2 separate regions of the Homo sapiens genome follow, and region 2 is linked to region 1. The links are chromatin loops, found by intact Hi-C in ENCODE. Cell type or tissue: B cell. All regions are shown on one strand. Links, peaks and the distances in the headings refer to the core of each region. The heading gives the core; the rest is flanking DNA. Region 1 holds the start of LOC124904769 (U7 small nuclear RNA). Region 2 has its middle 17 kb from the start of ARID1A.

Region 1 (16,297 bases), core at 2,764-10,763:
TCGGCTCACTGCAACCTCCCTGCCTGATTCTCCTGCCTCAGCCTGCCGAGTGCCTGCGATTGCAGGCACGCGCCACCACGCCTGACTGGTTTTCGTACTTTTTTGGTGGAGACGGGGTTTCGCTGTGTTGGCCGGGCTGGTCTCCAGCTCCTAACCGCGAGTGATCCGCCAGCCTTGGCCTCCCGAGGTGCCGGGATTGCAGACGGAGTCTGGTTCACTCAGTGCTCAATGGTGCCCAGGCTGGAGTGCAGTGGCGTGATCTCAGCTCGCTACAACCTCCATCTCCCAGCCGCCTGCCTTGGCCTCCCAAAGTGCCGAGATTGCAGCCTCTGCCCGGCCACCACCCCGTCTGGGAAGTGAGGAGCGTCTCTGCCTGGCCGCCCATCGTCTGGGATGTGAGGAGCCCCTCTGCCTGGCTGCCCAGTCTGGAAAGTGAGGAGCGTCTCTGACCGGCCGCCATCCCATCTAGGAAGTGAGGAGCGCCTCTTCCCGGCAGCCATCCCATCTGGGAAGTGAGGAGCGTCTCTGCCCGGCCGCCCATCGTCTGAGATGTGGGGAGCGCCTCTGCCCCGCCGCCCCGTCTGGGATGTGAGGAGCGCCTCTGCCCGGCCGCGACCCCGTCTGGGAGGTGAGGAGCGTCTCTGCCCAGCCGCCCCATCTGAGAAGTGAGGAGCCCCTCCGCCCGGCAGCCGCCCCGTCTGAGAAGTGAGGAGTCCCTCTGCCCGGCAGCCACCCCGTCTGGGAAGTGAGGAGCGTCTCCGCCCGGCAGCCGCCCCGTCCGGGAGGGAGGTGGGGGGGTCAGCCCCCCGCCCGGCCAGCCGCCCCGTCCGGGAGGGAGGTGGGGGGGTCAGCCCCCCGTCCGGGAGGGAGGTGGGGGCGGTCAGCCCCCCGCCCGGCCAGCCACCCTGTCCGGGAGGTGAGGGGCGCCTCTGCCCAGCCGCCCCTACTGGGAAGTGAGGAGCCCCTCTGCCTGGCCAGCCACCCCGTCCAGGAGGGAGGTGGGGGAGTCAGCCCCCCACCCGGCCAGCCGCCCCGTCCGGGAGGGAGGTGGGGGGGTCAGCCCCCCGCCCGGCCAGCCACCCCGTCCAGGAGGGAGGTGGGGTGAGCCCCCCGCCCAGCCAGCCGCCCCGTCCGGGAGGTGAGGGGCGCCTCTGCCCAGCCGCCCCTACTGGGAAGTGAGGAGCCCCTCTGCCGGGCCAGCCACCCCGTCCGGGAGGGAGGTGGGGGGATCAACACCCCGCCCGGCCAGCCGCCCCGTCCGGGAGGGAGGTGGGGGGGTCAGCCCCCGCCCGGCCAGCCAGCCCGTCCGGGAGGGAGGTGGGGGGGTCAGCCCCCCGCCCGGCCAGCCGCCCCGTCCGGGAGGTGAGGGGCGCCTCTGCCCGGCCACCCCTACTAGGAAGTGAGGAGCCCCTCTGCCCAGCCACCACCTCGTCTGGGAGGTGTACCCAACAGCTCATTGAGAACGGGCCATGATGACAATGGCGGTTTTGTGGAACAGAAAGGGGGGAAAGGTGGGGAAAACATTGAGAAATCGGATGGTTGCCGTGTCTGTGTAGAAAGAAGTAGACATGGGAGACTTTTCATTTTGTTCTGTACTAAGATAAATTCTTCTGCCTTGGGATCCTGTTGATCGGTGACCTTACCCCCAACCCTGTGCTCTCTGAAACATGTGCTGTGTCCACTCAGGGTTAAATGGATTAAGGGCGGTGCAAGATGTGCTTTGTTAAACAGATGCTTGAAGGCAGCATGCTCGTTAAGAATCATCACCACTCCCTAATCTCAAGTACCCAGGGACACAAACACTGCGGAAGGCTGCAGGGTCCTCTGCCTAGGAAAACCAGAGACCTTTGTTCACTTGTTTATCTGCCAACCTTCCCTCCACTATTGTCCTATGACCCTGCCAAATCCCCCTCTGCGAGAAACACCCAAGAATGATCAATAAAAAAAATAAAAATTAAAAAAAAAGTTAATATGTGTGAAAATATTTCTTCTTTTTCATAAGTAATTGAATGATTTTTGCTCTATTTTTTGAAATTTTGAAAATATTCATTAGCACCTTCTCTGACATGTAGGGATTTGGAACTCCAACTTGGGAGCTTCTGAATTAAGTGTAGTTTCTCAGTGGTCTCCTTGCAAATTTGGTACTATTAGGTCTCTGATGAAAGCGGTAATGGTAATTCTCAGAGTCACCACAAGAGGGAATAGAAATTTACTCTTGTGGCTTGTGAGGACAATTCAATTATATTTCTGATCTACCCACTTGGAAATAACTATTTGATATCCGAGCAACCAGCCCCTTCTTGGTATGTTAGATCTGGGACTTACACAAATGACTTAGTGTTAGTGTTTTGACTATCCTGAGTCTCTGTGGTTGAGCACTACAACACACATATGAACAAAAGGATTCACAGCCTTTGGAGCATAACCTGTTTACAAGTAGCAGTAGAAGTACTAAAATAATAACAATGGCCAACATTTATTAAGTTAACATGTTTGGCGCTATTCTGTTTTCCATTAACCTATCCTATTATGATAGGTATTCTTATTATCTTATTTCCTCACTTTAAAGGTAAAAATATTGGGGTCTAGAGGTGAGGAAACTTGCCAAAGAAGACATGGCCATTAGAATGATTTATAGTTAATGAAAGGTAATTTCATAGTAGGAGAAAAAAAGAGACTATTTTAATGAAGGTTTTTTTTTTTTGACACAGTCTTACCCTCAAAAAACAATTAAATATATGTACTTTACTCTTAGAGAGTTTGTGTAAATAAACTAGCTTTTGTAAAAGCACCTGACAAGTTCTGACATATAGTAGGAGCTAAGGACACACTTAGTTGGATGCCTCGGGAAACTTGGAAGCCGACCCTGAAACAGGATTTCTCAGTAAGAGATGTTTGTTTGTTTGTTTGGGAGACAGTCTCACTCTGTCACCCAGGCTGGAGTGCAGTAGCACAATCATGACTCTGCAGCCAGACTTAACTCCCAGGTCAATTGATCCTCCTGCCTTAGCCTCCCGAGTAGCCGGGACTGCAGGCATGTGCCACCATGCCCAGCTAATTTTCTTAATTTTTGCAGAGATGAAATCTCACTGTGTTGCTCTGGTTGGTCTTGAACTTCTGGGCTCAAGTGATCCTCACCTTGGCCTTTCAAAGTGCTGGGATTACAGGCATGAGCCATCATGCCCAGCCTTTTTTTTCTCTTTTTTTTTTTGGCGGGGGTGGGGTGGGGGACAGGGTCTTAAGGAAACGCTCCAAGAAGTCAGTAGGGCATAGGAGAAGTTGAGCTGGGAAGGGAAAAAGCAAAAAGCCACGCAAAGGTGAGATTTCAGGCAAAGTCCTCAAGAGAGTAGTTTAATCCCTATTAATCCCTGAAGGAGCTCAAGAGTATAAACTCTACCCAGAGGCAAGAATGCCAGTCTTTCAGACTCCTGCATCTAATCAATCATTTGCTAGAGACCAGGGAATAAGTAAGGAACAAAACCATTCTAGTAACTTGAGGATCTTCCTCTTTTGAAGTGTCGTCTCAGGAGCTGGTTACTGGGAGCAAAAACAAACAGAAGCCAAGGGAGGGTCAGGAGGAACTGGTAGAAGATCTGAGAAGATCTGGGCAGAGCGACAGTATACAGGGTCGTGGTTTTCTCTTCTCAGAAAAACTGGGCTCAAATTCTTGCTTTGCCACTTACCAGCTGTCTGCTGTTTCCCTTTCTTCATCCATAAAGTGGTCACAGTAAATTAATACCTGCCCTTACTTTCTCGCAGGATCAAAAAAGATAAAATGAAACAGTGCAGAGAAAGCCCTTTGAAAGTTAAAATGCTAGGCTGGACGTGGTGGCTCATGCCTGTAATCCCAGTACTTTGGGAGGCCAAGGAGGGCAAATTGCTTGATCCCAAGGGTTCCAGAAGAGCCTGGGCAACACGGCGAAACCCCATCTCTACCAAAAATACAAAAAGTAGCTGGGTGTGGTGGTGGGTGCCTGTAGTTCTAGCTACTCAGGAGGCTGAGGTGGGAGAATTATCTGAGACCGTGAGGTCAAGGCTGTAGTGAGCTATGATTGTGCCACTGCACTCCAGCCTGGGTGACAGAGTGAGACTCTGTCTCAAAAATAAGTAAATTAATTAAATTTAAACAAACAAACAACAAAAAAGTTAAAATGCTAGATAAATTCTACAGGATTTATTCCACAGACATTTACTAAACATCTACTATAAACCAGGCACAGTTCTAGGTGCTGAGATACATAATCTAGTAGGAAACTCATAACCTATTAAGGAGCTTTTTATTCTAGTGAGGGAGACAGAAAAGGAAATAGAAAATTATATGACCTTGGGATAAGTGATGTCATTAAAGTATGTTGGGGAAGGGGAGCCAGTGGCACAAAAGAGGATATGACCAGTTCTATCAGGGGGCAGAAAACCAAGAGAGATTTCCAGAAGAGCTGACATCCAGCTACCTAAAAGATGGGCATGGTTTGTCAGGTATATATGGCCAGAAAGGGTGTTTCTGGCAAGGAAAACAGCACAAGCAAAATCAAAGAGGTATAAAATAACCTGATAAATCAGGGAACTTAAATTCAACCCAAAGGCCTTGAATGTCAGGACTAGGATCTTGAACTTAATCCTACAAGAAAGTGAGAGCCGGCCAGGTGCAGTGGCTCATGGCTGTAATCCCAGCACTTTAATTCGAGACCAGCCTGGCCAACATGGTGAAACCCCATCTCTACTAAAAATACAAAAATTAGCTGGGCATGGTGGCAGGCACCTGTAATCTCAGCTACTCAGGAGGCTGAGGCAGGAGAATCACTTGAACCGGGGAGGCAGAGGATTGCGCCATTGCACATTGCACTCCAGCCTGGGTGACAAGAGCGAGACTCAAAAAAAAAAAAGAAAGAAAGAAAGTGAGAGCCATTGAAGGATTCTGAGCTGGGGAATGGCTTGACCAATTTTGCATTGGAAAATGATTACTCTGACTGGCAGTGGTGTGAACAATGCCCTGGAGAAAGGAAGACCAGATAGGAGACAATTAGAGTGGTAGACAATGAAAAGCCCAGGGGACGCACTCATATGACTTAGATTACTGAGTGGAGAATATGCCTTTTAATAGGATTATAAATCTTATTATTATTTTGCCAAGAGTGAGGGAAAATTAAAGTTTCATATTTTCCCTATTAATCCCAAGGAAGAAACCAGGGATATGGATAAGATTAGGGAGAAACAGCCGGGCACAGTGGCTAACGCCTGTAATCCCAGCACTGTGGGAGACAGAAGTGGGTGGATTACCTGAGGTTAGGAGTTCGAGGCCAGCCTAGCCAACATGTCAAAACCCCGTCTCTACTAAAAATACAAAAAAATCAGCCGGGCGTGGTGGCACGTGCCTGTAATCCCAGCTACTCAGGAGACTGAGACAGGAGAATCACTTGAACCTGGGGGGCAGAGGTTGCAGTGACCCGAGATCGTGCCACTGCACTGCAGCCTGGACTCTGTCTCAAACAAAACAAAACAAACAAACAAACAAAAAAGATTGGGGAAAACCTGTAGACAAAATAAAATATTAATAATAAATCAGGGCTGGGAGCAGTGGCTCACGCCTATAATCCTAGCACTTTGGGAGGCCAAGGCAGGCGGATCACCTGAGGTCAGGAGTTCAAGACCAGCCTGGCCAACATGGTGAAAACTCATCTCTACTAAAAATACAAAAATTAGCCGGGTATGGTGGTGCGTGCCTGTAATCCCAGCTACTCGGGAGGCTGAGGCAGGAGAATCGCTTGAACCCGGGAGGCAGAGGTTGCAGTGAGTCAAGATTGCATCATTGCACTCCAGCCTGGGCAACAGAGCAAGTCTCAAAAAAATAATAATAATAATTTAAAAATTAAAAAAAATCAGCCCAGGCACAGTGGTTCATACCTGTAATCCCAGCACTTTGGGAGACCGAGGCAGAAGGATCACTTGAGCCCCGGAGATCGAGACCAGCCTGGGCAACATAGGGAGACACTATCTCTACAAAAAATACAAAAATTAGCTGAGCATAGTGGTGTAGTCCCAGCTATTTGGGAGGCTGAGGTGGGAGGATCACTTGAGTCTGGGAGGTCAAGGCTGCAGTGAACCATGATCACACCACTGCACTCCAGCTTGGACAACAGAGTGGACTCTGTCTCAACAAAATTTTTTAAATAAAAACAAAAATTAGCTGGTTGGGGTGGCGCACATCTGTGGTCCCAGCTACTTGGGAGGTTGAGGTGGGAGGATCAATTGAGCCCAGGAGTTAGAGGCTGCAGTGAGCCATAATCATGCCACTGTACTCCAACTTGGGCAACAGAGCAAACCCTGTCTCAAAAAAATTAAATAAATAGAAAGTGAGGCCGGGCTTGGTGGCTCATGCCTATAATCCCAGCACTTTGGGAGGCCGAGGCGGGTGGATCACCCGAGGTCATGAGTTCAAGACCAGCCTGGCCAACATAGTGAAATCCCGTCTCTACTAAAACAATAGCTATTATTAATAAATAATAATAATACGAAAATGAGTCTGGCATGGTGGCACATGCCTGTAATCCCAGCTACTCTGGAGGCTGAGGCAGGAGAATCGCTGGAACCCAGGAGGTGGGGGTTGCAGTGAGCCAAGATCACGCCACTGCACTCCAGCCGGGGCAACAGAGCGACACTCCATCTCAAAAAAAAAAAAAAAAAAAGAAAAGAAAGAAAGAAAGAAAGTGAGATCCTTTAAAAAAATTTTTAAAGGAAGATTTTTGTTTTTCCCGTGGGAAGTTTTTCCAGAGAAGAGAACCATCTTCAGTGTTACAGCTCTTTTAGAACTTGTCTAAGAGACAAATTTCAGTGAACACTGGAAAACCTGATAGATAAATTCTAAAAGAGGTGTAACACTGAAAATTTTAACTATACCAATAACCGTAATCAACTGATGGACATCTGGGAGCAAAGCTTTCCAACATTTTGCCTCTTCTTTCTGGTTCTCTGCTGTTGTTTCTCTTTTGAACAGCAGATGGCAGGATAATCCCACAACAGGTGGTCATGATTTAATTTAATTGCAATGAGAAGAAAATTGCTTCTTTTCCCACATGTATTTCTTTCCCGAGATAAACAGTACATAGGGAATCTGCCTCTTTATTGGAAGTAAGATATGTAAGAAGGTAGCTTTTTATCAAGGAACAGCAAGGTAACTAACATAAATTCTGAGCCTTAGATTATTACACTGTGCAAAACCAAGTTTCTGAGAAAGGAGCAAATGGAGGTTGAAAGCCAACTGTTAAAATTCCACATATTCTAGGTTTCCTCAGTTAATAATCATAAAAAGTTTATAGCCAGAAAGTCACAGAGGCCCTTCTGTTGCAATTGTTAGGGTTTAGAGTCAGTGGGAACACCCTTCTCACCCAGGGGATTTTAAAAGCCAATCCCACCTCCTCCCCACAGTCCTCTCCTCTAACGCTCATTTCCCATCGCCTCACAAAATTGCCAGGGTAATTGACTCTTAGATGAGATGAGTTTGACTTTCTACCCTGATTTTGTAACAGAAGTTCTTTTGGTGAGGTTCTTTGTTTGAAAATGCACAATAAAAATGGCTTTAGAATGACTTCAGAGGACTCTTTCTTTTTCTGGTGCCAATAACAGATTCCAAAGCAGCTATTATTCGAGGTGGGTGATAGCATCCCTTGAGTCTGTTTAAGTATCGGTTTTCAAAGTGCCTAGGAACCTGAAATGTCCTGTATGGTATATTTGCAGGTGCATAATTGGCCAAGTGCTCCAGGGGTTATAAAGATTGCCTTCCTGTAGTTGGAATAGACAGATTTAGCCTCTTACTGAAACTGAAGGCTGCAATGTCGATAACAAATCTGATTCTAACTCTCCTGTGTCACTTCAGCCCAAAGGTGCCTTTGTCTCCCAGGAGAAAGAGGTTAGAGGTAAGTGAATGGCCCTTAACCAGAGCCATGTAGAAAACATTGCTAAGGAAGACTTCTGTCCTGAGAGTGGAGGTTTAGGGCTGTTGTGTGTGAAGTAAATTTGCTTTGTTCACAGCCAATCTGACTGAATGCAAGTATTGCTGAGGTGACTGGAGCTGAGCAGCAGCAAACTGCTTTAAAAGCAGCTTTCAGTGGGAAACTTTAAGCATACAATGACTTTATTTTTGTTAAACATAATTCTCCAACCTTGCTTTTTTATTGCACTAACCAAAATAAATCTGGATAAACTTAAAAGGCTGCCTTGATGTCAGTAGGAAAATGGATATTGTCTCTCCCAAAAGTGTTTGAATGGTAGTACATAATCCAGCTACATCCAGATAAGAATACACCTCCGCCTGTAGAAAGCTTTCCTGGAACGGAATATCACCAAGAGTATTCACTTTGGGGCTTGATGGTTCCAGCCCGTCTTACTAAAACTTCTAAAGAAATAGTTTGCCTGCTCTTTCACTCCTCCATTTGTAGTTAATACTTATGTGTACTTAGTGGTGTTCTGAACTCGTTTTATTTCTCAAGGCCTCTGGCATTTGATGATACCTGTGTAGCAGGAGCTTTCATCATACCAAACACAGGGTGGTGTTTAGTGGAGAAGGGGCCAGGAGAGGAAAAAAGCCTAGGCTTTTTCCTAAGTTACTTAACTTGGGAAACCAATGGGCTCCTTTTAAGATTAAATGTGTCTTTAAAATACCAGGATCTTCAGTTATGAAGATATGGGCAAAACTGCTTCCCCCAGACAAACCTGAGGTGGGGGATGTAGGTGTCACATTCAAATCAAAAAGGTGCCTCTCGACAGGAAAGATTTAATCAGCTCTCCTTCCCAGGATCGGCTGCCAGGTTTGAACATTTACTTGTCTGAGTTCCAGGCAGGAGACACTGCTAATTATGGGAGCAATTCCCATGGCTACAGAAAAGAACTGTCTGAGCTGGGGAGTCAAAGCTCTGATCAAGAGGGGACTGAGAGGAAAAAAGCCCCCAGCATTCTCAGAGGAAATTCTGGAGTTGACAAGATACATGCCTTCTCTGCAGGAATGCCCCCTATGTCTGGCATTTGAAGATCTAGAAACATCCTTCCCTTCACCTTCCTAACTTACGTGTTAAGAATCCCTTTGTTTGACAAATAGAATTTTCAAAGCAGTTTCTTTCGTTCAAACACTACGTGATTAAGTTTGTTTTGGAAAAAAACACAGAATGAGGACTTTACTAAGAGTGATTCTCACAAATGATGGTACCTGAAAAGAGGCAAACTTGGCCATCAGGGCAGCCAAAATGGCACAAGCATTTGGAACTTGTTGCCTTATCCTTGGCAAAAACACCACTGGATCCTTTCCGCTCTACGTAAAGTAAGCTGTGGCAAAGTTTACTTTTCTTGTGGCACAAAATCTAGACTCACAGTGAGCTTCTTCACCATTAGCTTCAATTTATATTCTGCCTCTCTTCTTTGTCCATTATTCAGGGCACCTGCTCTCTGTCCCTCCCCCACTCCTCCAGCTGTCTGTCTGTCTCATTTGTGTCAATTAGGAATTCAATACTGCTTGATTTAACTGAATGACTTTCCCTGTACAGAATCTCAACTACAGACAGGGCATCAACCATCACTCCCATTCCCCAGAATAAAAAATTCTGAAAAGCCAAAGGCATGCAAGGATACCTAAGAAAGGAGCAAGAGGTCCTTGCTAGCTATGGCAGTGAGCCTGAGAAAGATGGCAAGACCGCATTTCCTGACACCCAGTTATGTATTTGGTGGCCTACCAAGAGTCAGCATTGCATCCAAGATCATTTGAGTCTACTCTATTTAGTAAAGGTTTTCAAAGAGGATCATAAGACTTAGAAATCAAGAACCAACTGGAAGAAATAAACTTTTTATATCATTTCCTAGTTTACAACATGCTTTCCCATCCTCAGAAGAATGACTTTGTCTTTCTGTTAATTCAGTCATTGAAAACATCGGTCCTATTCTTTAGTCAACTGCCTCTATTCACCTACTATGTGCCAGGCAGTGTTATCAGAGCTGAAAACAGTGTTCTAAGAACAGAAAATAAAATAAAGTTCTTATTCTCATGCAACTTACATTCTAATGGGAAGGATCAAAATAATAAGTAAGTAGACCTATAGTGTATTAAATGATAATGAGGGTATTGAGAATCATAAAGCAGTGTTAAGGGAGATAGAAATTATGGTTTGAGCAGAGTCTTTTTTTTTTTTTTTTTTTTGAGATGGAGTCTCACTCTCTTGCCAGGCTGGAGGGCAATGGTGTGATCTCAGCTCAATGCAACCTCCGACTCCCTGGTTCAAGCAATTCTCCTGCCTCAGCCTCCTGAGTAGCTGGGATTACAGGCACGCGCCACCATGCCCAGCTAATTTTTTGTATTTTTAGTACAGATGGGGTTTCACCATGTTGTCCAGGATGGTCTCGATCTCCTGACCTTGTGATCTGCCCGCCTCGGCCTCCCAAAGTGTTGGGATTACAGGTGTGAGCCACCGCGCCCGGCTGGACAGAGTTTTTTTAGTTTACAAAGGGTAGACAGAAAGAACTCACTGATGAGGTGATTTGAGCTGAGACATAAAAGAAGAGGGAGAACAAGCCATATAAATATGAGGGGGAGGAGCTTGCCAGGCAGAGGGCACAGCAAATGCACAGGTCCTGACACAGGAGTTTCCTTGTTGAAGGAGACCAATTGTAGCTAAATAGAATAAGCCAAGGGAAAGATGTAAGAGAGGTCAGGAAAGTGGGAGTGGAGGGGACAGACTTGTAAGGCCTTGTAAATCATTGTGGGGTCTTTGTTTATTTTGTTTTGTTTTGTTTTAGACAGACTCTCGCTCTTTTGCCCAGGCTGGCTGAAGTGCAGTGGCACAGTCTTGGCTCATTGCAACCTCCGCCTCCCAGGTTCAAGCGATTCTCCTGCCTCAGCCTCCCAAGTAGCTGGGATTACAGGTGTGCACCACCACACTCAGCTAACTTTTATATTTTTAGTAGAGACAGGGTTTCACCATGTTGGCCAGGCTGGTCTTGAACTCCTGGGCTCAAGTGATCTGCCCGCCTTTGCCTCCCAAAGTGCTGGGATTACAGGTGTGAGCCACTGTGCTCGACCTCTCTGTTTTTTATTCTGAGTGAGATGAGAAGCCACTGGAGGGTTTTTAGTAGGGGAAAGACTTATGTTTTATGATATGACATAAAATTATTTAATTTTTTTACAACGGGGTCACCCAGGCTGGAGTGTAGTGGCGCAGTCATAGCTCACTGCAGCCTTGAACTCCTGGGCTCAAGTGATCCTCCTGCCTCAGTCTCCTAAGTAGTTAGGACTACAGGTGTGAACCACTATGCCAGCTAATTTTAAAATTTTTTTGAAGAGATCGGGTTTCACTATGTTGCCCAGGCTGGTCTCAAACTCCTGGCCTCAGGTGATCCTCCTGTCTTGGCCTCCCAAAACACTGGGGTTACAGGCACAGGCCACCACACTCAGCCTCTAAAAAAATTTATGGGTACATAATAGTTGTAAATATGATTTATGTTTTTAAAGGATTATTATGGCTGCTGTGTAGAAAATAGAAGGTAGGAGTGGAAGAGCTGAAGCAGGGAGACCAGTTAGGAGGCAATTGCAGGAATCAAAGCAAGAAATAATGGTGGCTTGGGTCAGGGTGATAGCAGTGCAGGTGGTGACAAGTGGTCATATTTTGGACGTAGAGGTGCCAGGATTTGCTGATGGATATGATGAGGAATATAAGAGAAATAGAGAGGAGTCAAGAATATTGTGAAGCTTTTGGCCCAAGCAAGTATTAGATAATAGTGGAAAGAACAGAGTCCTTGAATCAGAGGCTGTGAGAGACTAAATCTCAATTCCACGGTTTATGGATTGTGTAATCTTGGGCAAGTCACCGAACCTCTCTGAGCATCAGTTTCTTCATCAGTAAGAAACCTTTTGAAATATTGTGGCTCTAGGATCTTCTCAATTCTCTCTTTGTTAACTTACCATTCTCTAATGGCTTCTCACTGTATTTAGAATAAAATACAAACTCCTTTGAGGTCCAAGAAAGCCCTGTATGGACTGGCCTCACCTACCTCTCCAACCTGTCAGCTACATTGAGCTTCTTTTTGTGTTCGTCTGGTAACAAATAGAACCTGGTAACCCAACCCCTGCCCTCCCCTCCCCTCTCCTCTCTTTCTTTCTTTCTTTCTTTCTTTTTTTTTTTTTTTTTTTTTGACAGGGTCTTGCTCCATCACCGAGGCTGAAGTGCAGAAGTGAGATCAGAGATCATGTCACAGCTCACTGCAGCCTTGACCTCCCAGGTTCAAGTGATCCTCCCACTTCAGCCTCCTGAATTGCCGGGACTATAGGCACATGCCACCACACTCAACTAATTAAAAAAAAAAAATTGTAGGCTGGGCACAGTGGTTCATGCCTGTAATCCCAGCACTTCGGGAGGACGAGGAAAGCAGATCACTTGAGGCCAGGAGTTTGAGACCAGCCTGGCCAACATAGTGAAACCCCGTCTCTACTTAAAATACAAAAAATTAGCCAGGTGTGGCAGCTCGCGCCAATAGTTCCAGCTACTCTGGGGCTAAGGCGGGAGAATCGCTTGAACCCAAGAGGCAGAGGCTGCAGTGAGCCGAGATCATGCCACAGAAGTCCAGTCTGAGAGACAGAGCAAGACCCCTCTCAAAAAAAAAAAAAAAAAAAAAAAAAAATATATATATATATATATATATATTTGTAGACACTGGGGGGTCTCCTTATGTTGCCCATTTGAATTCCTGGGCTCAAGTAATCCTCCCACCTTGGCCCCACAAAGTGCTGGGATTACAGGCATGAGCCACTGCACCCGGCCAGAATTTGATAACTTTCCATCTTTTTTTTTTTTTATTTTCAAGAGGGAGTTTCGCTCTTGTTGTCCAGGCTGGAGTATAATGGTGCGATCTCGGCTCACTGCAACCTCTGCCTCCCAGGTCCAGGGGATTTTCCTGCCTCAGCCTCCCGAGTAGCTGGGATTACAGGTGTGTGCCACCATGCCCGGCTAATTTTTGCATTTTTAATAGAGACAGGGTTTCACCATGTTGGTCAGCCTGGTCTCGAACTCCTAACCTCAGGTGATCTACCCTCCTCAGCCTCCCAAAGTGCTGGCATTACAGGCGTGAGGCACCATGCCTAGCCGTAACTTTCCATCTTAAGAACTATCACTGGCTAGGCACTGTGGCTCACACCTGTAATCCCAGCACTTGGGAGGCCAAGGCGGGTGGATCACCAGAGGTCAAGAGTTCGAGACCAGCGTGGCCAACATGGTGAAACTCCGTTTCTACTAAAAATACAAAAATTAGCCGGGTGGATGCGCCTGTAATCCCAGCTACTCGGGAGGCTGAGGCAGGAGAATTGCTTGAACCCAGGAGGTGGAGGTTGTAGTGAGCTGAGATCACACCACTGCACTCCAGCCTGGGCGACCGAGTGAGACTGCGTCTCAAAAACAAACAAACAAACAGAAAATTACACATACTCTCTTCTCTCTGCCTGGAATGACCCTCACCCTGGTGCCTTCTCATCCTGCCAGAAATTTTACTTCCTCAGAGTGGCGTTTCCTGACCATCAATCTTGAAGGAGGTTCATACCATTATTCTCTCTTTCAGGCTTTGTTCTTTTCATTCAGAAAAGTTCATCACAATTTATAATTCTGTTTACCTGTTTACTGTCTGTCTCTTCCTCTAGACTGTAAATTCTATGAAGGCAGGGACCACCATGTGTATATCCAATGCCTAATACAATACTTGGCTCATAGTAGATTATCAATAAATATTTGCTGAAATGCTGAGCGACATATAAGGCTCTTATTGGTATTCTTTTGTTGGTTTGTTTATTTTTTTCATTCCCAGGCTGGAGTACAGTGTTGTGATCACAGCTCACTGCAGCCTCAACTTCCTAGGCTCAAGGGATCCTCCCACCTCAGCCTCCTGAGTAGCTGGGATTACAGGCACATGCCACCACACCTGGCTAATTTTTATTTTTATTTTTTTGTAGAGACAGGGTTTAACTATGTTTTCCAAGCTGGTCTTGAACTCCTGGGCTCAAGTGATTGTCCTGCCTCAGCCTCCCAAAGTGCTGGAATTAGAGGTGTGAGCCACAAGTGCCTGGCCTGGTATTTTTTTTTTTTTTTTTTTTTTTTACTTAAAAAATACCCACAAAACTGGCCGGGCATGGTGGCTCACGCCTGTAATCCCAGCACTTTGGGAGGCCAAAGCAGGTGGATCGCCTGAGCTCGGAGGTTCAAGACCACCCTGGGCAACATGGCGAAATCCCGTCTCTACTAAAATACAAGAAAATTAGCTGGGCATGGTGGCACATGCCTGTAGTCCCAGCTAGTTGGGAGGTTGAGGCGCGAGAATCTCTTGAGCCTCAGAAGTGGAGGTTGTGGTGAGCCAAGATCGCGCCACTGCACGCAGCTTGGGCTACAGAGTGAGATTCCATCTTGAAAAAAAGAAAATTTATTATTATTATTTTTTGTATTTTTAGTAGAGTCGAGGTCTCACCATGTTGGCCAGGCTTGTCTCGACCTCCTGACCTCAGGTGATCTGCCCGCCTCGGCCTCCCAAAGTGCTGGGATTACAGGTGTGAGCCACTGTGCCTGGCCAAAATTTACTTTTTGATATGAAATTTTCAACCAAGACTCATGGGACTTTATATTTTTGATGACTGAGTAGCTTTCAAAGGGAAAATTATGCATTTAGCAATGGTGCTAGAATTAGGTTCAAATTAACAAATTAAAGGTCTTAACCTAGGATCTGAGAAGTATTAAACCAGTTAGGAACTTTGTTTTCCCAGATATGTGCATAGCTTGTTTGCTTCCTCACCCTCTTCTTTACTGTAGTGTCACCTTCTCAGTGAGATCTTCCCTGCCCATTCAATTTAAAATTTAAACCCTCCCCCAACACTCATTTCCATTCTCTGCTTATTTTTCCTCCACAGCACTTATCATTTAACATATATCATTATTTTGTTTATATATCTCTCTCATCACCCCTTTGCTGTCTCTCCCATAATGTAACCTCCATGAATTTTGTTCACTGTTTTATCCCTAGCATATAGGACAATACTTGAGACATAATAGGCACTCAATATTTGCTGAACGAATATAAAGAACACTCATGAGTTTTCTCTTTGAATCTAATAGTGTGAGAATATGGAAAATCCACAATATGGCATTTCAGCAAAACAGTGATGGGACTTTGCAACCCAAATGTTTCTTCTAACAATACCCATAGCAGACCAGCATGTCCACATCTAAATTGCTCAGCTCTGAGAATAATGGAAACTTTTTTAGTCACTGTTTATTCTACTTAGAATTGTAAACTATAGGAAGAAGCAGAGTGGTGTCCAGGGGGTCATCTTGTAAGAGAATGCTCTCCCAAATCTCGGGCTCTGGGCAGTCTGCCTGTCAAGTAAGATTGGGGGTCATTAAGATAATCCTCTCTTCTCACTTTCAGAGGATTCCCTCTAAAACACAAGTACCCCAGGAGGGGAATCACAGCTTAATCCTTCTTCGTTTAACACTTGAGCTGGATTTAGGATATGAGGTGAGGAGTGGGCAGGAAGATTCATTTTACTAATTTTGTAATGCCTGGGGCAGAATTTGACCAGCTTTTTCCCACATCAGTCTCCTTCCCCCTAAATATCACTCCACAAACAAATGCTACAGACTGCAATTGATTGAGAATAGGAAACTGTTTTTAATCAGCTACAATTCTATCAACCTGTTCTACTCTGCAAACGTAATTACCAAGAGATCACAGACCTAAAGGAGATTCTGTTTTCAAACATACCAAACCGGTGCCACGGAGAGTGAACCAGATTATCTGCCTTCCAACTTGTGCCCTAAAGTGTAGACTTGGTTGTAGAGTGCCCACCTATGAGGTCACCATGTAGTATAAATAAGTATATACTGTATATGTAATTAACACCCAAATGTTTATACTCAAGTTGAGTGTCTTCTATGGCAAGTGCTATGAGCAGTGATTCTCCAACTCCTATCAGGGGATTAGTTAGGTACCTGAATGTATGCAAAAAATACAGATTCCTTAGCCCATCTTAGTTCTAACAAAACAAAATCTCTGGGAGGATACAACCTGATCATCTATTTTTTAAATAAGCATCCAGTGATTATCATGAATGGCCAGTGAGGAATCCCTGTAAGGGATACCCAAGAAATACCTTTATATATTTTATAAAGGTATATAAAATATAGTTTATTTGTAAAGTTAGACCTGAGATATGAAATAACTGAACATGATTTTCACTAGAGTGGTCAACAATTTGGAACACTACATAATGCTATCGATGTACAGGAAGGGA
Region 2 (16,297 bases), core at 3,620-11,619, 76 kb after region 1:
TGACACCACAAGTGGAAAATTTCATACCTGACCTTATATGATGGGCCACTGTCAAAATGCAGGTACACAACATACAGCATCCCCAAGGGAAAAATAAAATTCGCTTCAGGCTATGTTTATAAGGTGTATATGAAACATAAGTGAATTTCATGTTTAAAAATTCCAAAACATTTCTGGTCCCAAGCATTTCCAATAGGAAATTTTCAACATGTTTCTGCTGTCTTTTTTTTTTTTTTTTTTTTTTTTTTGAGACAGGGTCTTACTCTATCATCCAGGCTGGAGTGCACTCTCACCACTCTTGGCCTGTAAAGCCTAAAGCCTAAAATATTTACTATCTGCTTTTTTTTTTTTTTTAACTCACATGTATGTTTACACACACACATACAGTCTTTCTCTGTCGCCCAGGCTGGGGTGCAGTGGTGTGATCTTGGCTCACTATAACCTCTGCTTCCCAGGTTCAAGTGATTCTCCTGCCTCAGCCTCCCAAATAGCTGGCATTACAGGCACCTGCCACCATGCCTGGCTAATTTTTGTATTTTCAGTAGAGACACGGTTTCACTATGTTAGCCAGGCTGGTCTCGAACTCCTGACCTCAGATGATCCATCCGCCTCGCCTCCCAAAGTGCTGGGATTACAGGCGTGAGCCACCCTGCCTGGCCACTATCTGCTTCTCTTTTTTTTGAGTAGTCTTGCTCTGTTGCCCAGGCTGGAGTGCAGTGGTGCAATCTCGGCTCACTGTAACCTCTGTCTCCCGGGTTCAAGCGATTGTCCTGCCTCAGCCTCCCTAGTAGCTGGGATTACAGGTGCACACCACCATACTCGGCTAATTTTTGTATTTTTTGTAGAGACGGGGTTTTGCCAGGCTGGTCTCGAACTCCTGACCTCAGGTGATCTGCCTGCCTCAGCCTCCCAAAGTGCTGGGATTACATATCTGCTTCTTTATTTAAAAAATGTGCTGACCCCAGGTTTAGAGGAGTTAGAGATTGCTTCCTAAAGGGGTGATATTTAAGATGAGACATGGGGACACCATAGGAGCACTTCTGAAAAAGGTGCAGCATGAGAAAAGGTATGAAGAGATATGTTAGTAACATCCTAGAGAGGAATCATTCATTGAAGTAAAAACTGCACTAGGTTAACCCCACTCTCCATCACTGCAGCTTACAACTACAGGACCTGAAGCAACAAGACACTGACAGGAAAACACGAGACACAGCATCAAGATGGTAGCACAGCTCACGGCCCACATCCCCACTCCCCTCCTCCTCACACAAAGGCCCAAAGCAAATCTTTGCATGATCACTTATTACCGTTTGTAAACGTTTAGTTAACTGAGTTTTGACCACAACTGAGTTTTGGTTCCAACTTTGATGGGGCAGAGGGCCTGAAGAAAGGATGAGCTGGCCACGCGCAGTGGCTCATGCCTGTAATCCCAACACTTTCGGAGGCCGAAGCAGGCGGATCACCTGAGGTTGGGAGTTTGAGACCAGCCTGACCAACATGGAGAAACCCCGTCTCTACTAAAAATACAAAATTAGCCAGGTGTGGTGGCACATGCCTATGATCCCAGCTACTCGGGAGGCTGAGACAGGAGAATCACTTGAACCAGGGAGGCAGAGGTTGCAGTAAGCCGAGATCGCTCCATTGCACTTCAGCCTGGACAACAAGAGCGAAACTCTGTCTCAAAAAAATATACATATTTTTAGTAGAGACAGGGTCTCACCATGTTGGCCAGGCTGGTTTCAAACTCCTGACCTCAAGTGATCCACCTGCCTCGGCCTCCCAAAGTGCTAGGGTTATAGGTGTGAGCCACCACACCCGGCTGGACACTCAATTTTAAATGATGTTACATTTTAAAAATTGGGTACATTGGTTTTGGGGGTTTGCTTGAGACAGGGTCTCTCTGTCGCCCAGACAGGAGTGCAGCATCAAGATCTCAGCTCACTGCAACCTCTGACTCCTGGGCTCAAGCAATCCTCCCACTGGCTGACGCCACCACACTGGGCTAATTTTTTAAGTTCCTTTTTTTTTTTTGTAGAGACAGGGTCTCACTATATTGCCCAGGCTGTTCCTAAACTCCCTGGCTCAAGTGATCCTCCCACCTTCTCCCTTCAAAGTGCTAGGATTACAGGTATGAGCCACCACACCCCACCGGGTACGTTGGTTTTAGTTTTGTTGGTTTTATTTATTTATTTAATTTATTTGTATTATTACTATTTTTTGAGATGGAGTCTCGCTCTGTTGCCCAGGCTGGAGTGCAGTGGCTCGATTTCGGCTCACCACAACCTCCGCCTCCTGGGTTCAGGCCATTCTCCTGCCTCAGCCTCCTGAGTAGCTGGGACTACAGGCATGTGTCACCATGCCTGGGTAATTTTTGTGTTTTTAGTAGAGACGGGGTTTCTACATGTTGGTTGGGCTGGTCTCAAACTCCCGACCTCAGGTGATCTGCCCACCTTGGCCTCTTAAAGTGCTGGGATTACAGGCGTGAGCCACCACGCCTGGCCTATGTTGTTATTAACTTAAAGCTGAAATAACTTAAAACTACAAATTGGGTCTTTTTTATGTCAGAAAAACAAACAAAAACCCACTGTGTTTGGAAGGCTCCCTGTAATCTATAAGAAGATCTTTAAATCTTACCAGGTTTCTAAATTATTTTCTCTTCTTCCTTTCTTTCCTTCTTTCTTTCTTTCTTTCTTTCTTTCTTTCTTTCTTTCTTTCTTTCCTTCTTTTTTGTTGTTGTTGTTGTTGACAGATTCTCGTTCTTGTTGCCCAGGCTGCAGTGCAGTGGTGCAATCTTGGCTCACTGCAACCTCCGCCTCCTGGGTTCAAGTGATTCTCCTGCCTCAGCCTCCTAAGTAGCTGGGATTACAGGCGCCCGCCACCATGCCCAGCTAATTTTTGTATTTTTAGTAGAGAGGGGGTTTCGCTATGTTGGCAGGGCTGGTCTCGAACTCCTGATCTCAAGTGATCTGCCTGCCTCGGCCTCCCAAAGTGTTGGGATTACAGGTGTGAGCCACTGCGCCACACCTTTTCCTGGTTTTAAATGATCCTCTCACCTTGGTCTCCCAAAGTGCTGGGATTACAGGGTTGAGCCACCCTGTCCAGCTATTTAGATTTAGGATTGAAAGGACTAATGGTCTGAAATCAGAAATTAGGAGGACCTAAAAAGAATAGAACCAATGGAGAACTTTTTTTTGGGACAGAGTCACTCTGTTGCCCATGCTGGAGTGCAGTGGCAGGATCTCAGCTCACTGCAACCTGCGCCTCCCAAGCTCAAGCGATTCTTATGCATCAGCCTCCCAAGTAGCTGGGACTACAGGTGCACGCCACCACACCCATTACGCCCAGCTTATTTTTGTATTTTTGTAGAGACGAGGTTTTGTCATGTTGCCCAGGCTGGTTTGGAACTCCTGGGCTCAAGGTAATCACCCTGCTTGGCCTCCCAAAGTGCTGGGATTACACCATGAGCCACCACACCCAGCCAATCAAAGGAGAAGGTTGGTAGAAAAAGTTGTATCTAGCTAAATTATATAAGCAAAAAAGTACTATGTTGGCCAGGCGCAGTGGCTCTCACCTGTAATCCCAGCACTTTGGGAGGCCGAGGTGGCTGGATCGCTTGAGGCCAGGTGTTGGAGACCAGCGTGGGCAACATGGCAAAACCTCGTCTCTACAAAAAATAGAAAAAATTAGCCAGGTGTAGTGGTGCACAACTGTAGTCCCAGCTACTTGGGAGGCTGAGGCAGGAGGATCGCCTGTGTCCAGGAGGCGGAGATGGCAGCGAGTTGAGATCGTGCCATTGCACTCCAGCCTGGGTGACAGAAATAAAACCCTGTCTCAAAAAAGACAACAATGACAAAAAGAAAAGGACTATGTTAACGTCTCAATTTTCTATAGAAGGTAATTTATCCAACAATCTAGGGTATCAGTAGGGGAATTGAGAATACTAGAGCAATTTAAAAAGACCATTGAACTGCTTGAAAAGCTAATACTATTCACTTCCAGGAAAGACTGTCAGATTCAAAGCCTATTTGCTCTTACTTTACACACAATGCTAATAAATTTTGTTACCTAGTTTCCTAGGACACAGATTAGGAAGAGAATTGCTAAAGCCAGGCACCCAGGAAGTAGCAAGTGGTATTATCTAATATCTTAACAAAGGATGGGATAAAACAGAAAGAAAATTATTGGAAGGACATAAAAGAACTCAAAATCACACTAGCCTCGGATCATTTTGGGTAGGGCAAAAAGCATAGCATATTTTAATATTTCTCAGAGATGCATTACTTTGGAGTTTCATTCTGAATGCTAATAATGACCAAGAAAATAAGAAGAGTTTAAATTATATTTGCTATACATTTCAAGAAGGCAGGGATCTATTTTATTTAAAATAAATTTTCATTAAAGTCATATTTTAAAACATTTTATACTGAAAGGGATTAGTTTTAATTATTTAGAAAATGAATTCAGGCTTTTCACATTATCCAAAGGTGTCAGATAAATGAAGCCTTAATGAATTATAATAGCAAAGTCAGAGTAAATACATACCTGTTTACATTGACATATCTTCTAAATGTGTCTTTAGATCTGGTTGGCTGCTTTGACCCCCAAGGAAGAGAGAATAAATAATGCATTTCCCTACAAGCTGATTAACAGTAAAAGTTAAAAAGATCCCATTGATATGCTCAGCCCCTCGGAAGACAAAATGAGTAGAAAATAGGAAAGGCATGTCATACTTTGTTCTGAGTTCTCAAGGATTAAGGAATGGTCATACAAACCAACCCACAATGTAATGTTTATACTGTTAAATAATACAAAACTATATAAATTAACAAAGATTATATATGAAAACAATTCTGTGGCTTATGCATTATATATATATATATATATATATATATGACATTGCTTAGAAATTGTTTAGAACTACAGCACACATATATGGCATTGCTTAGAACTATAGCATACATATATGCTAGAGTTTAAGTGTTTAAAAGGCTGGGCGCGGTGGCTCACGCCTGAAATCCCAGCACTTTGGGAGGCCGAGGCGGGCGGATCACGAGGTCAGGAAATCGAGATCATCCTGGCTAACATGGTGAAACCCTGTCTCTACTAAAAATACAAAAAATTAGCTGGGCGTGGTGGTGGGTGCCTGTAGTCCCAGCTACTTGGGAGGCTGAGGCAGAAGAATGGCGTGAACCCTGGAAGGCAGAGCTTGCAGTGAGCCGAGATCGCGCCACTGCACTCCAGCCTGGGTGACAGAGCGAGACTTTGTCTCAAAAAAAAAAAAAAAAAGTTTAAGAATTTAATAAGGTCATGAAATCCATTAATGGTATGGTTATCACTTTGGGATGCTTCTGAGGCTCTCAGGGAGTTATTGGAAGGTCAAAGTAAGATGAAGGCAGAAGATTCTGTGAGGCTATCAGCCAAGACCACCTGAGCCCATCTGCTTTTCTTCTGTTTTTTGTTTTGTTTTGTTTTGTATTTTGAGACTGAGTCTCACTCTGTCGCCCAGGCTTGAGTGGAGTGGCACGATCTCGGCTCACTGAAACCTCCACCTCCCAGGTTCAAGTGATTCTCCTGCCTCAGCCTTCCCAGTAGCTGGGATTACAGGCGCCCGCCACCACCTCCAGTTAACATTTGTATTTTTAATTGAGACGGGGTTTCACCATTTCAACCAGGCTGGTCTCAAACTCCTGATCTCAAATGATCAGCCTGCCTCAGCCTCCCAAAGTGCTGGGATTACAGGTGTGAGCCACTACACCCAGTCCATCTGCTTTTCTTCTTTGCTGTCTAAGACAGCAAGGTGTTTCTTGCCTGTTTTACTTAGGGGTAACAGGACTCATCAAGACACACTGAGGGACTCAGCCAAGCACACCACAGGTCTTAGGGCTGCAGTCTACTGTTACATTTCCCTACCTAGAAGCTAAACCCCATGGGAGCTGGAACCTTGTCTGTCTTGTGTATAGCACAAGGCTAGCATGTGGTAGTATACAAACATTTCTTGAATAAATATCATAGAGTGGCAATGAGAGTCTGAGGTAGATAAGTGCCTGCAGCCTTAATTTGGAAAGATTTTCCCAGGAATAAGAGCTTGAAGTGGAGATATACGGTCTACTCAGGGAGTTCAGGGTCGTGCATGATAATCTGTAATGGAACTATGCACCCCAGAATGAACTTTGACAAGGTCCCAGATTCAGGCATGAACATTTAGGGAAAGTATTTTAATTACTATGCTAGTTTTTCTTTGGGACTGATAATTTAAGTGTGTTTCTTAAAAATTTGTGTTTGGGTAGCTTTATTTATTCAGGAAGAACATCTTTATTTTTTTGGAAAACAGAAAACCTTTTCCTTGTTTTGCCATTCAGCAGGGCAGAATGTTTAGACTGATTCTTTTTTATAGAAGTAACTTAAGCATACCCAAATGTCTAAGTATACAGTTGTACCCCTTGACGTGACAAGAGAAAACAATCCAGGTGGAAATGAACAGTGAGAGACGTGTAGGTTCCCTATTCTTTGAGGAGTAACATAGGGAAATGAAAGTGAACTGAAGAGAGGAAGAAAAGTGGAAGCTGAAGAAACAGCCAAGATAATCAGGAAGAGAGATTTAAAATCACGCTCCTCTTGAGCTCCATGTGCATTTGCGCTTGCTTCTTTCTCTGCCTCTTGGTTGTTTCAAGGTACCAGGCATGAGTTCCCACACAGCACACCCTCGACCTCTCCTGGTCACACTCTGTCATGAGTCACAACCTTGATTGTGAACACAGCAAAGAGCAGGGCTCTCAGGGAGGAAGACAGTGCCTGATCCAGTGTCCACTACTTCAAGAAATGGGCATAAGGTGGCAGCACTGGTAGCACCTGCAGGTGTCTTGGAGAGGAAGCTTGGCCAAGGGCCAGCTGCACTTGAGCTGCTAAGTCCCAGGGAGAAAATGGAAAAAAAGAACTCTGCTAAAGTCCTCCTTACTAGAGTAGTCAGTAACGGGAGGAGAAAGGCTTCTCGTAGGGGAACGACGGTAGTCAGGAACTCCACTGGGAGGAGTGGGTGAGAGGGTCACATTGCTGTCTGGCACCCACACATCTGTTGGAAGAATGCTACCACTTATGAGAAAGGATTGAGACAGGTGAACAACATGGATGAAACTTGAAAACAGTATGCTAAATGAAAGAAACCAGTCACAAAAGACTGCATATTATATGACTCCATTTTTAAAAAATGTCCATGAATACACAAATCTGTAGAAATGGAAAGTAGATATTTTTCTTTCTTTTCTTTTCTTTTTTTTTTTTTTTTTTTTGAGATGGAATCTTACTCTGTTACCCACGCTGGAGTGCAGTCTTGCGATCTCTGCCCATTGCAACCTCTACCTCTTGGGTTCGTGCAATTCTCCTGCCTCAACCTCCCAAGTAATCGAGATTACAGGTGCCTGCCACTAGACCTGGCTAATTTTTGTATTTTCAGTAGAGATGGGGTTTCACCATGTTGGCCGGGCTAGTCTCAAACTTCTGACTTCAGGTGATCTGCCCACCTCGGCCTCCCAAAGTGCTGGGATTACAGGTGTAAGCCATCACCCCTGGCGTACAGAAAGTAGATTAATGGTTGCCTAGGGCTTGAAGCTGGGGAGAATGGGGAGAGGAGGCTAAAGGGTATGGAGTTTCTTTTCAGGATGATGAGATGTTCTAAAATTGATTGTGGTGATGGTTGCATAACTCTGAATATGCTGAAACCATTGAATTGTACAATTTGATGGGTGAATTGTAATTATATTTCAAAGCTGTCATAAAAAATGACTGATGAACATTTATTTAAAAATCAGACAGTAAAGGTTATAATGTGAGTGCATTCTTACCATCTTTCCCCTCCCTGGTCCTATGAATGTGGATGGCCACAATGGGAGTAAGAGGCATCCCTCTTCGTGGAACCACCCATCTTTTTTTTTTTTTTTGAGACAGGGTCTCGCTTTTTTATTCTAGGCTTACTATAGCTTTTACCTCCTGGAATCAAGGGATCTCCCACCTTAGCCTCCTTAGTAACTGGAAGGGAACCACCCATCCTTGAGACAGTGCCTCTCAGCCGGGCGCCATGGCCCACGCCTGTAATCCCAGCCCTTTGGGAGGCCGAGGTGGGCAGATCACGAGGTCAGGAGATTGAGACCATCCTGGCTAATACGGTGAAACCCCGTCTCTACTAAAAATACAAAAAATTAGTTGGGCGTGGTGGCGGGCACCTGTGATCCCAGCTACTTGGAAGGCTGAGGCAGGAGAATGGCGTGAACCCGGGAGGCAGAGGTTGCAGCGAACAGAGATCACACAATTGCACTCCAGCCTGGTGACAGAGTGAGACTCTGTCTCAAAAAAAAAAAAAAAAAAGACCGTGCCTCTCAAACTATTTTATTTTAGAGACCAGGTCTCTATATAACTGTTGGCCAGAGTAGTCTTAAACTCCTGGCCTCAAGCAATCCTTCTGCCTTGACCTCCAAAAGCACTGGAATTACAAGCATGAGCCATCACACCTGGCCAGGCTTCAAACTTTAATTTGCAGAAAAATAACCTGGAATATTGTCAAAATGCAGATTCTGTTTCAGAAGGTCTGAAGTGGGGCCTGAGATTGTGCATTTCTAAGATGCTCCAAGGTGAGGTTTAAACTGCTAATCCTAGGATCACACTCAGAAATGAGAAGCTCTAAGAGACCCAAAGAAATTATATTCTTTGATTGGGATCAGTACACACACACACACACACACACACACACACACACACACACACACAGATGCTTCTACTAACAGTTAATATTAGTACCTTGAAAAAGTACATTTCTAACATTATTGGATTTATTGCACATTTTTATTGAAAACCTCAGAATTCAGAATTTATAAGAGAGCTGAGTTTGAATCCTGACTCCATCATTTACCAGTATTGTAACCTTAAATTACATAATCTATATGAGCCTCAGTTTCTTTGCTTATATAGGACATAATAATGCCTCTTATTGGATTTTTGTGAGTATTAGAGACTATATAGCACACACATAATAGTCACTTGTGAGATAGCTTCTATTATTATTATTATTATTATTATTTGAGACAGGGTCTTGCTCTGTCACTCAGGCTGGAGTGCAATGGTGCAATCATAGCTCACTGTAACCTCGAACTCCTGGGCTCAAGCAGTTCTGCCTCAGTCTCCCCAGTAGCTGGTTCTGCAGGCATGAACCACCATGCTGGGCAAATTTTTTTACTGTGGAGATTAAGTCTGGCTATGTTGCCCAGGCTGGTCTCAAACTCTTGGCCTCAAGCAATCCCCCTGCCTTGGCCTCCCAAATTGCTGGGATTATAGGCACGAGCCACCATGCCTGGCCCAAGATAGCATCTATCAATGTGGCAAAATTTGTGTGAGATGAAGGATCTACCACACTTTCGTTTTCATGTTTATATTACTCCATATTTTCTTTTAAATCTTCTAAATCTCCCAAATCTTCAAATTTTGGTTCTGTAAGAGATGCTTCCCTAAGATATTTTTTCTTCTTTCATTTGAAGACATCACTGTCGTTTAGACCTCTAGTAATATCTATATGGAATATAATTTTTTTCTTTTGTTGAGATGGCATCTTGCTCTGTTACCCAGGCTGGAGTGCAGTGGCAGGATCTGGGCTCACTGCAACCTCTGCCTTCCAGGTTCAAATGATTCTCCTGCCTGAGCCTCCCAAGTAGGTGGGATTACAGGGGCCCATGACCACGCCCGGCTAATTTTTGTATTTTTAGTAGAGATAGGGTTTCTTCATGTTAGCCAGGCTGGTCTTGAACTCCTGATCTAAGGTGATCTGCCCACCTCGGCCTCCCAAAGTGCTGGGATTGCAGGCATGAGCCATCACATCCAGCCTGTATCATTTGGAAGCGATGTATTATTTGGAACCAATCCAAATAAAAGACAACACACACCTATGTGTGGGTGCAGTGGCTCATGCCTGTAATCCCAACACATTGAGAGGGTGAGGCAAGCAGATCACTTGAGGTCAGGAGTTCAAGACCAGCTTGGGCAACATGGCAAAACCCTGTCTCTACAAAACATACAAAAATTAGTCAGGCATGGTGATGTGTGCCTGTAGTTCCAGCTGCTCCAGAGGCTGGGGTGGTAGGAGCACTTGAACCCAGGATGTTGAGGCTACAGTGAGCCAATATCATGTCACTGCACTCCAGCTCGGGCAACAGAGTGAGACCCTGTCTCAAAAAAAAAATAAAAATAAAAATAAAAAAAAGGGCCCAGCTGTAATCCCAGCACTTTGGGAGGCTAAGGCAGGTGGATCACCTGAGGTCAAGACGAGCCTGGCCAACATGGGGAAACCCCATCTCGACTCAAAATGCAAAATTTAGCCAGGCGTGGTGGTGTGCGTCTATAATCCCAGCTCCTCAGGAGGCGGTGGCAAGAGAATCACTTGAACCTGGGAGGTAGAGGTTGCAGTGAGCTGAGATCATGGCACTGCACTCCAGCCTGGGCAACAGAGCAAGAGTCTGTCTCTAAATAAATAAATAAATAAATAAAGTGATTCAAAGTAAAAGCTTAGGCTGTGTGCAGTGGCTCATGCCTGTAACCCCAGCACTTTGGGAGGCCGAGGCAGGTGGATCACTTGAGATCAGGAGCTTGAGACCAGCCTGGCCAACATGGTGAAACCCCGTCTCTACTAAAAATACAAAAAAATTAGTTGGGCGCGGTGGCACCTGCCTGTAGTCCCAGCTACTCAGGAGGCTGAGGCAGGAGAATCACTTGAACTCGGGAGGCAGAGGTTGCAGTGAGCCAAGATTGTGCCATTGCACTCCAGCCTAGGCAACAGAGTGAAACCCTGTCTCAAAAAAAAAAAAAAAAAAAAAACAAAGTAAAAGTTTAGAATATTCAGTAAGGATCCAGTTGCAGTGGCTCACACCTCTAAGCAGGAGGATTGCTTGAGCTCAAGAGTTTGAGACCATCCTGGGTAACATAGTGAGACCCCATCTCTACAAAAAAACAAACAGAAAAATTAGCCCAGTGTGGTGGTGTGCTCCTGTAGTCACAGCTACTTGGGAGGCTGAGGTGGGAGGATCACTTGAACCCAGGAGGTCGAAGCTGCAGTGAGCCATGATCACACCATTGCATTCCAGTCACTGCACTGCAGCCTAGGTGAAAAAACGGGACCCGTCTTAAAAAAAAAAAAAAAAAAAAAAAAAAAAGGCCAGGCACAGTGGCTCACACCTGTAATCCCAGAACTTTGGGAGGCCGAGGCAGGCAGATCATGAGGTCAAGAGATTGAGACCATCTTGGCCAGCATGGAGAAACCCCGTCTCTACTAAAAATACAAAGAAAAAAAAAAATTAGCTGGGCGTGGTGGCACTCGCCTGTAGTCCCAGCTACTCGGGAGGCTGAGGCAGGAGAATCACTTGAACCCGGGAGGCGGAGGTTGCAGTGAGCCAAGATCATGCCATTGCACTCCAGCCTGGACAACAGAGAGAGACTCTATCTCAAAAGCAAAACAAAACAAAACAAACAAACAAAAAACAAAACAAAAAAAGAAAGAAAGAAAGAAGGAAGGAAGGGAGGGAGGGAGGGAGGAAGGAAGGAAAGAAAGAAAAAGAAATTCAAAAAGGAATTTTGGTCTCTGATTTTTAAGTGTAAAGCTGAAATAATTCAACAAAATTTATTTTTATTTTTGTTACAAATTCTTTCATACTTAGTTACATCATTGTGGTTTGTGGCCTCTGTTGTTTTCCTTTTCCTTTACAGGTACACCAGGCAAGTTCTCCTAATGCCTGGCCCTCAGGGAAGCTTATAGAGTGAGGCAATTTGGAAAACCCTGTTTTGGAACTGAGTTGCTCCTCAATAGCTCCCCATGGAAGAAGGATTCCTAGTACTGTACATCACTGGCACACAACTTGGTCTGGAGTGAGGACTGTGGCTTCCTTCTTGAGGCACTCTGACCCAGGAGATTCACAGACTGGAGCACCAGGTGATCACCCAGGCACCTTGTCCTCCCATGTAATACTTGAGCTAGTCTCCTCTGAGTGTTATAATGACAGACCCAAGAGGCTGCCCAATTTGTTTGCTTTCATTTTGTTTTTATATTCTTTCAACTTTTAGGCTGACCTTATCTCCCTGATTTTCCTCGTCTAGGGAAGAAAATGTGACATATACTGTCACAGGCAAGTTTCTAGCACACCATACCATGTTAGTGAAATGTGCTTCTTCCTTTTTTTTTTTTTTTTTTTTTGAGATGGAGTCCTGCTTTGTCACCGAGGCTGGAGTGCAATGGCCTGATCTCAGCTCACTGCAAACTCCACCTCCCAGGTTCAAGCTATTCTCCTGCCTCAGCCTCCTGAGTAGCTGGGACTACAGGTGCGCTCCACCATGCCTAGCTAATTTTTTAGTAGAGATGGGGTTTCACCATGTTAGCCAGGATGATCCACCCGCCTCAGCCTCCCAAAGTGCTGGGATTACAGGGGCGAGCCACCATGCCCAGCCTGCTTCTTCCTTTTTTCAATTTTTTTTTTTTTTTTTTTGGAGACGAGTCTCACTCTGTTGCCCAGGCTGGAGTGCAGTGGCACAATCTCAGTTCACTGCAACCTCTGCCTCCTGGGCTCAAGTGATCCTCCTGCCTCAGCCTCCTGAGTAGCTGGGACTACAGGCACATGCCACCATGCCTGGCTAATTTTTGTATTTTTGATACAGACGGGTTTTTTCACCATGTTGCCCAGGCTGGTCTCGAACTCCTGGACTCAAGTGATCCTACACCGTCAGCCTCCCAAAGTGCTGGGATTACAGGTGTGAGCCACCATGCTGGACCTTGCTTTTTCCTTTTAAAATAATTTTTCAATATACTTTTATAAATTTGACCTCTTGCCAACAACTTTCTATTACTGTGTACCCAGCACTACCCATATGAATGCCTAAGCAGTATAGAACTTAAGAATTTGTTTTCTTCTCTTTTCTAAATTATTAGGAGTCTAATGCTGTCAACTGGTAAATGTTTTGAGTTTAAGGTAAACATCACATAGTTAACAAATACTTTTACAAATGCTATAACAGACAATTGGGTTTGGGGCCAGGCATGGTGGCTCACACTTCCAATCCCAGCACTTTGGGAGGCTCAGGCGGGCGGGTCGCTTGAGCCCAGGAGTTCGAGGCCAGCCAGGGCAACAGGGCAAAAACCTGTCTCCACCAAAAATACAAAAATTAGCTGGGCGTGGTGGTGTACACCTGTAGTCCCAGCTACTAGGAGGCTGAAGTGAGAGGATCGCTTGAGCCCAGGAGTTTGAGGCCAGCCAGGGCAACATGGCAAAAACCCATCTCCAGCAAAAATACAAAAGTTAGCCAGGTGTGGTGGTGTACACTTGTAGTCCCAGCTACTAGGAGGCTGAGGTGGGAGGGTTGCTGAGCCCAGGAGGTAGAGCCTTCAGTGAGCTGAGATCACGCCACTGCACTCCAGCCTAGGTGACAGAGTGAGACCCCATGTCAATTTAAAAAAAAAAAGAAAAAAAAAAAGAAATAAAAAGAAAATTGAGTTTGGAGATGCCATTTTTTAAAAACTTTTTTTTTTTTTTTGAGATAGAGTCCCTCTCTATCACCCAGGCTGGAGGGCAGTGGCGCAATCTTGGCTCACTGCAACTCCACCTCCCGAGTTCAAGTGATTCTCCTGCCTCAGCCTCCCAAGTAGCTGGGACTACAGGCGCATGACACCACACCCGGCTAATTTTTGTATTTTTGGGAGAGATGGGTTTTGCCGTGTTTGCCAGGCTGGTCTTGAACTCCTGACCTCACGTGATCCTCCCACCTCGGCCTCCCAAGTGCTGGGATTACAGGCATGAGCCACTGCGCCTGCCCTAAAATCTTTTTTTTTTTTAAATAGAGAATTCTGTTGAACACATATTTTCAAACTTGAAAAATAAAACAAGGGGTCTACATAGTCAATGCAGCTTTGAATATTTAAAATTTCTTCAGGTAACTGTTCTGCTTTGTGTCGCTGCTAGGTGAGGCACTCAAAAAGGCTGAACTGAAGGAACGAACTAGCTGAAAGGGACAGCCACACTTTCATGGAGTGAGGAAGTGCTGGTTGCCAGTCTGGGACTTCCCAGGTCACTAATTTTGAAACCCACCAAACACTGATCTAATGATCAAATTCTAGTCTTTCAGTAGCAAGGATTGAAAGATTGGAAGACTTTATTCTGTTTCCTCATTGGAAGACTTTATTCTGTTTCCTCACCTAGCACCAGGATTCTGTTGGGGAGTTCCAATGAAAGGGACTCTAAGTGGGGCTTGCTCTTTCCTTTCTCATCTGTCCAATTAAGGAAATTATTTGATTTGGCGCATCTTAGCCATTCATTTTGGTGGACAGATGTTTCTCTTGCTACAAAGACCAAGGACCATTCTAAACCCAGACTTAGCTGAATCAGTAGAACAAATATCTTATGATTCCACATAGCTGCCTTAGGAGCACTGGGTTTCAAAACCATGCAGGAATCCTTGGCATGAGCACTGTTATGTACAGGAGCCTGAGTTTGAGAGCATACGGTGTGGTATAAATTTTACATTGTGTACATTTTTGTGCTATTTAGTCCAAGTATAATCACCCAGTGTGAGAGCCTAAGTGACCCTGAGACAAAAAAAAAAAAAAAAGGAAAAGTCCCAGCGCAGTGGCTCATGCCTGTGATTCCCAGAACTTTGGGAGGCCAAGGCAGGCGGATCATGAGGTCAGGAGTTTGAGAGAAGCCTGGCCAACATGGTGAAACCCCATCTCTACTAAAAATACAAAAATTAGCCGGGCACGGTGGAGGTTGCAGTGAGCCGAGATCGCGCCACTGCACTCCAGCCTGGGCAACGGAGCAAAACTCCCTCTCAAAAAAAAAAAAGAAAGAAAAACAAAAAAGAGAAGAGCGAGAAGGAAAGGGAAGAGCAGAAGAAAAGGATAAGTTACTTTAATTATCTTATCCTCTACAAGAAAAAAATGACTAATGTGTGAACCTGAGTATCAGAGTAGTAATAATGTTGATATTAATACCTTTGATAATTATACCAGTGACCTCAAAGTACAAAAAAAACCTCATTATTTTCCTTGTACTCACCAAAACCTCTTTAAGTTCCCATAAAATAGGAGTTGCCATGTCTTCAGTTTTTCCTTGTTTTTCTTCTCTTTGTTCATGGGCTTTCTTGGAAAATGAGGGTTTTGTTTTGTTTTGTTTTGTTTTCAGACTGAGTCTTGCTGTGTCACCCTGGCTGGAGTGCAGTGGTGCGATCTTGCCTCACTGCAACCTCCTCCTCCCGGGTTCAAACAATTCTCATGCCTCAGCCTCCCAAATAGCTGGGATTACAGGTGCCTGCCACCAAGCCCAGCTAATTTTTGTATTTTTAGTAGAGACGGGTGTTCACCATGTTGGCCAGGCTAGTCTTGAACTCCTGACATCAAGTGATCAGCCCGCCTCAGCCTCCCAAAGTGCTGGGATTACAGGTGTGAGCCACCGGGCCTGGCCTGTTTTTGTTTTAAAGATGACATCTCCATGTGTTGCCCAGGAGTGTGGTAGCTATTCACAGGCACAATTATAGCGAACTGTAGCCTTGGATTCCAGGCCCCAGGAAATACTCCCACCTCAGCCTCCCGAGTAGCCACTGTACCTGACAAAATGAGGGATCTTGATCTGAGTGCTAGGAACTTATAAACAAATATTGAATCCAACAGGCTTGTACTATTTTGGAGGTATGTTTTTCCTTTTAAGTAGATATCAGCTTATAATGTACTTTATGGGAGGTACAACAGTAGTGTATACTCAATGTTGTATATCATAGTAGAGTAATTATAAGAGGATCTCCCATTTATAGTAAACTGAATGAAAGGATTGACATCCCAAACCAAAAAGTGGAAAATGGCAAACTGGTTTCAAAATATCATAGTGAAGAGATGGCTATTCTACTGGAGGGGACCCTCTGCTCTGATGCTTCTAAGCAGACATAGTCCTTATAACTGGATTTTGTGAGTCTATTTGAAATCCTGGTTATTACAGTTTATGAATGGATACAGCCATTTGGAAACCTGACTTAGAATGAAAGTCTAGACATTTGTCTCAAAAGTAGAGCTAGCTCTCAAACTATATGCTCCTTGCTTTGAATACTGAGTAGGGCATAAGCCTTTAACTTTCCTTTCCTCATCTCCTACTCCCACTCACTTCCAAGAAGAACACCTCTGTAGAGTTTTCATCTGTCTTTGTAGTACTCCATTCCTGTAAATTCCTTCTCCACGTTTTTGCTATTTCATTTAGTTTGGAAAATGGCAGTGTGGAATATGTTTGGTATAACCTTA

What was found. A loop is a pair of places that touch in the nucleus more often than their neighbours do. Peaks named below come from ENCODE experiments on the same cell type or tissue, not always from the same donor. Only the 100,000 strongest peaks of a DNase experiment are listed, where the experiment ranks them.
Region 2: a loop joins it to region 1, with 15 times the contacts of the local background. A loop is called at or near these places in 52 of 110 quality-filtered maps.

Annotation. Positions count from the first base shown.
Region 1 is chr1:26,595,555-26,611,851 of GRCh38, forward strand. LOC124904769 (U7 small nuclear RNA) reads right to left here and starts at 6,878; the gene lies at 6,815-6,878. In B cell, for the core only: CTCF peaks have their summits at 6,990 (motif pointing right) and 7,200; a DNase peak (open chromatin) is centred at 6,997.
Region 2 is chr1:26,670,894-26,687,190 of GRCh38, forward strand. No RefSeq gene overlaps it. Among named protein-coding and RNA genes, the nearest start is that of ARID1A, 17 kb to the right of the region's middle. RefSeq lists an enhancer at 7,048-7,097. In B cell, for the core only: CTCF peaks have their summits at 6,723 (motif pointing left) and 6,926; a DNase peak (open chromatin) is centred at 6,758; H3K4me3 peaks cover 597 bases; H3K27ac peaks cover 379 bases.